Regions from separate parts of the Homo sapiens genome. Here region 2 is linked to region 1. Evidence: chromatin loops called from intact Hi-C (ENCODE). Cell type or tissue: PC-3. All regions are shown on one strand.

Evidence for each region. Peaks named below come from ENCODE experiments on the same cell type or tissue, not always from the same donor. Only the 100,000 strongest peaks of a DNase experiment are listed, where the experiment ranks them.
Region 2: it touches region 1 in a loop (4-fold over the local background); 10 of 110 quality-filtered maps call a loop at or near these places.

Annotation. Positions count from the first base shown.
Region 1 is chr12:89,633,797-89,638,796 of GRCh38, reverse strand. It overlaps ATP2B1 (ATPase plasma membrane Ca2+ transporting 1), which reads left to right. Exons shown (of 21, transcript NM_001366521.1): 4 at 3,546-3,800; 5 at 3,894-4,019. Among named protein-coding and RNA genes, the nearest start is that of ATP2B1, 73 kb to the left of the region's middle. In PC-3, no CTCF peak of the experiment used is centred here; DNase peaks (open chromatin) are centred at 1,846 and 2,166; H3K4me3 peaks cover 675 bases; H3K27ac peaks cover 2,005 bases.
Region 2 is chr12:89,699,184-89,704,183 of GRCh38, reverse strand. All of the region lies in intron 1 of ATP2B1 (ATPase plasma membrane Ca2+ transporting 1), which reads left to right. Among named protein-coding and RNA genes, the nearest start is that of ATP2B1, 7.2 kb to the left of the region's middle. In PC-3, a CTCF peak has its summit at 2,171; a DNase peak (open chromatin) is centred at 3,803; H3K4me3 peaks cover 643 bases; H3K27ac peaks cover 443 bases.

The sequences.
Region 1 (5,000 bases):
CTTTTCACAGCATATACATATATCAAAATATTTTGCTGTATATCCTAACTATATGCAGTTTTATCAATCATACTGCAGTAAAGCTGGACAAAATATTTATCAGTGCATTTTTAAATAATAATCTATTGTATATTCACATAGATAGCATTTTGATGAAAAATGTTCCCTCAATAATGAATTTTTAAATGAAATAATGTAAAGAGTGGTGTCATATCTCTTTAATGCCCAGCTTTATTGAAGATAGCTCGGTTCTCCTGTCTGCTTCTGTATTTATTATGTCACATTATCACATGCAGTGTAATCTTTGGAAAATTATGTTACACATTAATGAAATATGAGACCAATAATTATGTCTTCAAATTATGAAAATAGGAATCCCTCTCAGGTTTCACGACAGCACTTTGAGAACTACTTCTCTGTACTGTTAATGTACAAACTTGGTACATCACCCAATGAATAGCTCAACTAGGAGGTTTTAAAATGGAATATTTGCCTTGTGGTAGAGAGTATTGACTGAATTTAGATTGTGCATGTCTCTCAGTTGAATATATTTACAAGAGAATACCTTTGATAATACAGGTTTTTATTATTATATTTGAGCTTGGACTTTACTGAAAACATTGTTAAAATTCTTTATATATTTATACATATATATAACTGTAAGCTGTAGTCATTTTGTAACTTTGATCCTTTTTCCCCTATAACTTCTCTAAAAATTTGTAATCATTGTCAGTAGGAAAGGATTTATATTTTGTACTATTTCAAGATTATTTTGGTCTTATCTGTATGATGTAGAGTAGAACTATATATGAAATGATATATGTCATTAATTTGCTTCAAGTTCTCTTTTGAAATATTCAGTAGTTTAGTGATGGATATCCATGTCAGATTCAGAGCTGAAAATTGTATAATTGTCCGTAATTCTTTCCCCTCCTTAACCTCTGTTGTGTTGGTCTTTAAACTTTTTTGGTTATTTACTCTATCAGGAAAAAAATGAGCACATACCTCCAAATGATGCATTTATTAATTATATTTATAACTATATAATTTGTATATTTTCAGCATATAGAAAAAATAGAAATTGAAAGTAAAAGATAAAGCTGGGCACAGTGGCTCATGCCTGTAATCCCAGCACTTTGGGAGGCTGAGGTGGGAGGATTGCTTGAGGCCAGGAGTTCGAGGCCAATCTGGGCAATGTGGCGAGATCCCATCTCTACAGAAAATTTTAAAATGAGCTGGGCGTGGTGGCATGCGCCTTGTGGTCTAAGCTACTTGGGAGGCTGAGGTAGGAAGATTGCTTGAGCATGCAGTGAGCCACATTGGCACCACTGCACTCCAGCCTGAGCAACAAAGTGAGACTCTGTCTCAAAAAAGAAAAAATTAAAATTTAATGTTTGCTTTCTTCTTGTAGCCATAAAACATTATTGTTAACCTGATTTAGGTCTAAGTTTAATTTCAGAAGTTGGCTTTAATGTCTCGCAGCTAAAAGAAACACAACATTATATAAATCCAAGTGGGAAAAGTGTAGTTACTAAATCATACTCATTTTCATGATACCTACCCACCAGTTATGCAAAGGTATTTGTTAAAATATGACTGGTAAATTCCATTGTCTGATGTCAATCTGTTGTTTTTATATGCTGTTATAAAGTATTGCATTTTTTGTGTAATAAATGACATCAAAACCCAGTAAAATGCTTCACTTGGATAATATGTTAGCTGTGTTTCCAAGTTGGTGAAAGTGGTCAGCATGGTGTTCTATCATCTGATTCTGAGTCCAGAGTTGCTCTAATTCAGAGTTAATCTCCTGTCTTCTGGCTAGAGGGAGGAATGGAGCGGGGAGAGTCATTCTTACAGCCTTGACTGTTAAACAGAATGTAAATCATAAAATCACTTTAACTGGTTATTATACACAATGACACATGGTGATTTCTTGAGCTTGAAAATAATTAAAATAGAAATTCTGGTATTTGTGTTGGAGGGGGTTCTGTTGGATTATCCTGCTTGTACCTCACAGTTGAATCCTGCTGGTGGTTCTCAGGATATTTTTTGTAACTGTTCACGTCAAGTCTTCCATTTCATCCCCAATTGATTTTACTTCATTCCCTGTCTTCCCTCCCAGATTGCTTTTTAGTCAGCACCCTCACACCTCAGATTTTTTCTTCAGTCTGTACTCACCATGCTAGAACACGCTTTAGTCATTTCTAGTGTCATTTATTTACTCATTCTTTTCTTCTGAATAATCCTCCTGCTTTGTCTGTTTGAGAGAACCAATGGCTTTCAGACATTTCAATTCAATTTAAAAAGAAATAACTTCACATAGCAACCCAGAAGCCTGTATTCCTTCATGCGAATTTATAAGTAATCAGCGTTTCAGGAAATAATACTTATCCTTACTACATACATATCCTTTCTATTTTGTTTTGTTCCATTTTTCAGAATGCTGGTCATGAGCCACTGAATTGATTTTGGACTCACAACTAGATTACAGCCCGAAGTCAAAAAGCACTGTTCTGTTATTCTTCACCATTATTGACTATAGAGTTTTGGCTCATTCTCTCCCCCCTCCCCACCTCCCACCCCACATCCTTTTCTGATCTCTATTCTGCCATTTGTACTGATTTTAATCTCTCCCTGGATTTTTTTTTTCTTAGATGGCTGGTTCTCTACCAATATTTGGTAGCTCAAATGTCATGCATACCTCAATGGGGCCTTCTCTGCTCACTGAACCTCAGTTATCCCTCTTTTTTCATTTAATAGCACATCACTATGTTTTTCTTCATGGCACTTGTCGATATGTGAAATTAATTATTTGTGTATTATTATCTGAATTCTTCATATACCGTCCCCAGTCTGAGTATGGATTCCATGAGGAGAGAGAGCTTGTGTGTCTTACTCACTACTGTATTTCTAGCCCCTAAAATAGTGTCTGGCACCTAGCCTGTGCTCAAATGGTTGGAATAACAAGTAGCAGTTTGCTTAACTTTTCATGTTATAAAAGCCAAGTTTTAATCACATTTCAGTAAAAATGACATAGTAAATAAGCATGATTCATGGGTTTCACGTAATACTAACTTCTCATGTATATCTTGTCTATCATATGTAATAATTAATATGGTTAGCTCTTGGTTGAGTGCGAAGAAAGCCTTAGCCACTGCTGTACCTACTTTACCAGTATCCTCACATTTAATCCTCACAATAACTCTGGAATAGCTGGTGGTATCATAATTTGACGATGAAGAAACCAAGTCTCAAAAATTAAGTAACTTGCCTTAGGACTGATATTTCATCTCCTTCAGTGTCCTTACTCTTAACTAGTACCCTACCTAGACTGCCTCCCTCTACTGAGATTAAGAATTACAGAAGCAGGGAACTTGAAAGTGACATAGAGTTCTTATGGAATACTTTGAATTTAATAAAGTATTTATTGCTATAAGTAAAATTGATAAACATAATTAACACAAAAATATGATTTAGACGTACTATATGTATGTTGTCATCAATTCAGAATCTTTTTGATAAGCATTTTCTTTCTTTCCAAATAGTTTGTGGAGAAGTTTCTGTTGGGGAGGAAGAAGGTGAAGGTGAAACTGGTTGGATTGAAGGAGCTGCAATCCTCTTGTCTGTAGTGTGTGTGGTGTTAGTAACAGCTTTCAATGACTGGAGTAAGGAAAAACAGTTTAGAGGTTTGCAGAGCCGAATTGAACAAGAACAGAAGTTCACTGTCATCAGGGGTGGTCAGGTCATTCAGATACCTGTAGCTGACATTACTGTTGGAGATATTGCTCAAGTGAAATATGGTAAGTAAGTAAAAAGAGCAGTACATCTGACACTAAACATAAAATTACTGTAATCTTGTTTATAAGTTTAGTATATCATGCTTTTTATTTTAGGTGATCTTCTTCCAGCTGACGGCATACTTATTCAAGGCAACGATCTTAAAATTGATGAAAGCTCATTGACTGGTGAATCAGATCATGTTAAAAAGTCTTTAGATAAGGATCCCTTACTTCTATCAGGTAAAAATTTCATTTATATCTTTGAACACTTTCCTCTTTCGCAACTATGTACCATTGTCAGCAAACACCATTTTCCTAAGAGTCAATAATATAAAGAGGAATCTGTATTTTATGCTACCTTCTACTGTTGTAATCCTTGCAGACTTTTTTTGGTAAGCTGACAAAAACATTAGAAAACTTTGAATGCAGAGCTATATTTTACAAATGAGGGACCAGAGTCCAAAAAATCAAGAGATTTGAGATTCAGCATTCATGCTAGTGTAATGATAAAACTGAAATATAGGCCTAATGATATCTCTTGAGTTGGTCTGTTATTCTGTATCATGACTATTTTTAATGCCTATTGAAGTATAAAATTAAAGAATGAATATATGTTTAAAGCAAATTAATGAATTCTCTGTGATGCTCTACAAAGGACAGGTTGTTTTTTCTTAAGAACTGGTAAAATCCTTAAAGTTTACCTAATCCAACTCCTTTAACTGCTGAAGAATGAGTTTGAGATATAAACTATTTAGTATTATATGATTAACCAAGAGTAGGTCTAGCAGTCACACCTCCATCTAGTCAGAATTGAATTTGCAAATGGTTAAGATATGTTCTGGGATTGGAGAAGGGAAGGATAGGTGAGGATACTGTTTGAAATGGAGGGTGACAGCTTGGGAGGCTCTTGTAGTAACCTCATTGTGATAGCTTGAACTAAGTTGAACTAAGTAAATATGAAATGGAAGGGGTGGTGGGAAAAATTACAAGTTCGCTTCCAAAACACTGAATGAGAGAAAGCTATAGTATCACAAATTGACCCCCAAGTCATATTAATTATTCTAACTTTTAGGTTCTGGGGTTCCTATTCTTATTTTCCCAGTATTCTATATGGAATTTATGAAATTGTCTATCAGAACTGTACTTGTCAGATTGAATTTATACTAGAGTTTTGGGAAAGCCAAATGTAGCCTTCTACATGTAGTCTTCTGTCATTGTCAG
Region 2 (5,000 bases), 65 kb before region 1:
TAAATTTCTGCTGTAACTTTTTATGCACTTGTTTTTATACTATAACATGTTTATTACCTAAATCTCTTTGAAATATTCATTTGTTCTGTAATGAAATTTAGTTTAAAAGGTTCCAAATGAGGAGGTTTTAGTTCCTGAAATCCAAAACCTGGTTATAAATCTCACAAGAAAGGTGTGGTTCTCCAGCATTAATGTGCATGAAGAATCACCTGGGGGAGTTACTGAAAGTGCAGATTCCTTGGCATTGCCCCTGGAATTTTGATTCAGCAGATTTGAGGTGGGGCCAAATGCTACAGTAGTCTGCATTTTGAGAAACATTGACATTGCATTTATAACTAAGTTAAAGTTACATGGTAGAGATACCTAAATCAGTAGCAAAGTTTGATTTGTTGATGTCGATGGTTTTTGTGACAATCCTAGAACTGATAAATTGAAAATATTTCTGTTATCTATGTATGCCCAGTCTTTCAGAAGATCCATCTGTGGTTACTTAAGTTACTTATTAAGCACTGTAAACTATTAGAGAATGTTCTTTTATTTTCATGTCTTAATGTCTGCCATTTTCAAATGACTTAGACACCAGAGTTTATATTCATAAAAATAATGCATGCTGTATCCTTACAGTAGTGTGTGTTTATCCTTTAGTCTAGCTCTTTGTTAGAAGAAAAGATCGGATATTCCTTCAGACTAAAAGGACATAAGTTAGTGGATAGATAGCTCTCTTTAATTTTAGTTAACAAGCAGTTGCTCTTTCAAAAACAGCAAGTAGATCTTCCAAGAATATTAGTGATAGCATACTAATTGATAATTTACTATTTTATGCATTAAAACAGAAGTTACTGCTGTCTCACTTAAATGTTAAATAACCGTTTGTGTAGTTCACCAATCTACTCTGACTTTTGGAACTATTTTATCTAATACCATATCCACGTGAATTACCTGCCTTTAATAATTTTCCTCTTTAAGACCAGTTTTGAAATGCAGTTGTTTTTTGCTTCATTTATAACAGTATAGCAAATAGCCTGTATCTGCATTTAAAATATATTTTATAATAAAATTAATTTCAAAGCAGGTTCATCTCAAGACTGTTGGGAACCTGTTTTTGTTTGTTCCAAAACTTAGTCTTGTTGGCTACACCTTAAGGTTTATTTAGGAATCATAGCTTGTAATTTACTAAAGCTTATGGTAATCTAAATTAATAAATATTTTTGGCAGAGAGGTCCAAATAAACTGTGGGCACATTTTTTTTTGCCATATTTTTAAAAGCTATTTTCTATTAAATTTTTCCTAGGACAGTGTCAGCTATTCCAAATCGTATGTGGTGTTTTTAGTTATAAGAATATTTGGTATTTCTAAGTACAGTGACTTCCAACAATATGGTTTCTTAAAATATGGGATACCTGCTTTTGTAGTAATACTACTGTCACCTGGGCCTCTGAGGGAACAAATAAAGGTAGTGTTGAATGGACCAATGCTTGCTTACACTGTGAAATCTGAGATTACACTGCCTAACTGTAAACTGGCATGACTACTGTACAGACCTGATAAATTTAGGAGTCAAATTTATGTTTTCTGAAAAAAATAGGTCTTAAAGAAGATTTGACTGTTTAACTTGAAAGATGCTTTTTAAATACTTTTTTATTAACAATGTGGATCTATTATTCATTGTATTAACCCTGTGAGTGAGTTCTCTCTCAGGAGGATTTTAAATAATAATCTTGTACTCTCAAAACTCTCAGATCTGCTGCTTTAATCTACCTTTCATATTTGTGCCAGAATTTTCTTTTGTTTTTCAATAACCTATTTTAAACCACAGTTTCTTCACTAAAACTTTCATCTTTTTTTTATTTTTCTCTTTATCAAAATACAACTTGACTCTGAAGGCCTTTTATAAAGTAGCTCAGTGTTTTCTAAATTGTGTTTTAGAATGCTGGTTCCAAAAAATATTAATAGGGATTTCCTGGGGGAAAGAGGCACAACCAAACTCCAGGATATGCTGGTTTATGCAGTTTGGAACTTCTCTGGTACTTCAAGGTGCTAATAAGGGCTGAATCTAAATGTGGCTAGTGTTTTGTCCTCTCATTTCACAAAACTCCCTTTAGTGGAACATCTCACCTTGTTAACTTTGTGTACCAGGATCACTGCTTTGCACAACTCCAGGGGATGCTGTTCACATACAACACAAAATGAATTGTGTTTCCTGGAGTTGAGAGCTGTGTTGCATACTGTAGTATTGCTGACTGTCCACTGTGTGACGGTCTTAGAGTCTGGTGGTCCCTCATCCTTTTGTTGTGAATGTGTATGTGTTTTTCCTCTCACCTGATAGGACCCTTAGGGGCCAGATGCTGTGCTTGATGCCTATAAGTCCTAGCACTTTGGGAGGCTGAGGCAGGAGGTTCGCTTGAGGCCAGGAGTTCGAGGCTGCCTGGGTGACACAGCAAAGAACCTGTTTACCAAACAAAAAAACCAAATTAACTGCCACATTGAAATTCAGAAGTGGAAAAGTCCTGCCTGTAGAGAAGCTAAATTCTACTGTCCTAGTAACATTCTGTGAAATGTATGTAGCTATCTTCCAGAAATAAAACATTGCCTTATGAACCCATCTGAGTAAGGTTAAAATTCCAAAGGTAAAAAGGTTTTAAAAATCTCCCAGAAAAATTTCCTTAACCTTCTCTGCTTTACTTTAACAGAAGCTACACAATGTCTAAATCCTAAACCAATATGCCAAAAAAAATAGTACCTGAACATTTGCTGGATAAAGTTCTATATATCGTGATATAGAACCCTATATCTTATCTCAGTTCTTTTATGTTATCTCCAAATGAATTACTAAGACAAAGGGATAATAAATGGGAAGTGTACAACCCGGAGGACTTCAGACCAGAAAATCAAAGAGAGATGATGGGAAAGGGTGGAGTAATGCTGAGTTTTGAAGAATGGGCACATTTAGACAGACCAAAGACTGAGCATCATATCATTGCTGCCGTTCCATGAACTGAGAGCAAACTGTTAGATCATGACCTGCTACAGAATCACTAGGCATCAGGAAGAAGAGTAGGTATATGGTCTGTATTAGAGTATAGCAATGGATTATTCTTCCAGCTGCCAAGAAGTCAAGAAGGAAAGCCTGTATTTGACTTTATCATTTCTATTGAATGTCTGAGTGATACATAGAGTAGTAATTTTAGACATTTAAGTAACTAAAGATTTATATAGCTTTAGTATGTAAGCTGTTATATTTAAAAATGCTTGAAAAAATAAGAGTTGTTCTCCAGAAATTATTCATTTTCCTATGATTAGCACAGCTGAGACCTTACAGGTGCACTGCTATTGAGTATTCTCCCAACCTTTTAAATTTTATAGGTCTAATTGTTGGTAAGGTATTGTGGAAGGAGTTCTAAGACTTGCTCCTGCTTTAATTGACGTTGCAATAATAATCATAATAAAATTGTTGGTCAAAGAGTAGCACAGGAGTGGTTTTGGTAGTGAAGAAAATAAAAAGAAATCTGAAGGTAGAGATGAATGGAATCAGCAAAAGTGAAATTGGTTAGATTAGTAAGTTGTTTTTCTACTGGGACACTCATGGATGATACTGACATATACTCCATTCTCCCTTGCTAATATCTAGATTTTTTTAGTACCTCTAATACTAAGAGATTTTTAATTTCTTTGCTATACTTCTGTCCTTTTCTTCTCTATTCATGCTCAAAAGAAAGTAAGTGCTATAACTACTCTTTTTTGTTTGCTTAAAAAATGACTCATGAACTTAAGGTACTTAAGTGTGGACACTCCTGACAACTAATACCATAGCGGAGAACTACTGAGTTAAAGGGTACCAGTGCAAATAGAGGGCTGAAAACAAGGAAGGTCAGTCAGTGAATGGGAAAGAAATATGACAAAGCCTAGGAAAGGGAGCTCCTCTAGCATCAAACTGTCTGCATGTCGAGTCTCAGAAAAACAAGGATTCGTCAGTCAACCCCTTTCTGCATGCACAGTGGATTTAGGGTAAAGTTTATGTTACCCTGTCTTTGGCCGAGCGCAGTGGCTCCTGCCTGTAATCCCAGCCCTTTGGGAGACTGAAGCAGGAGGATTGCTTGACCACAGGAGTCTGAGACCAGCCTGGGCAACATGACAAAACCTCATCTCTACTAAAAAAAAAAAAAAAAAAAAATTTAGCCAGGCATGGTGTCGTGTACCTGTAGTCCTAGCTACTTGGGAGGCTGAGGTAGGAGGATCGCTTGATTCTAGGAGGTAGAGGTTGCAGTGAACTGAGATTGTGCCACAGCACTACAGCCTGGGCGACAGAGGGAGACCGTCTCTGTCTCAAAAAATAGATGACCCTGCCTTTGAGCTTAAGCACTACTGTTTTTATGTACATAATTTAATGCTGGAACTTGATCACCTCCGGCCCTCCTGCTGACAGCATTTCTTTTGCTAGAAATACCCACCTTTCTCAGAGCCTGTGTCTCCTTTGGTTTTGGTTTTTACTCCATGATATGTTAAGGACTCACCAGATTTAAATGTGAAATTTATCTTCACCACTAAAAAGCCCACTTGTCTTGGATAAATCACTTGGTTTCTTTAACTCCTCAAAAAGTACAAAGTCAGGGGGTTTTGATTTTTCTCTCTTGAAAATTTGGCTTTTAACAAAATTTGTATAGCAAAAACAGGTTACCCGCTCCCCCCAAACTTTCAACCATTTATTTCTTTATTCTGTTAGGTTTGCCTTCCAATTTTGTCTTTTAACTACTTTGTCATCATTTTGACGTTTCGTCTGTGATACACCGTGTTTGATTTATGAAGATAAATACATTTATTGAAAAGCTAAATTATCTAAGATTTCAGTTAAACAAGTGGCATATTACTAGCATTTAACTCTGCCTCTTGCCAAACATATACTAAAATGAGAATAAGGGAATTCTTTTTTAAAAAAGCCATAAATCCACAAGGGAGAAGAGAAACCCACACCAAAATTTTAGAAGGCGTTGACTTAGTAGACT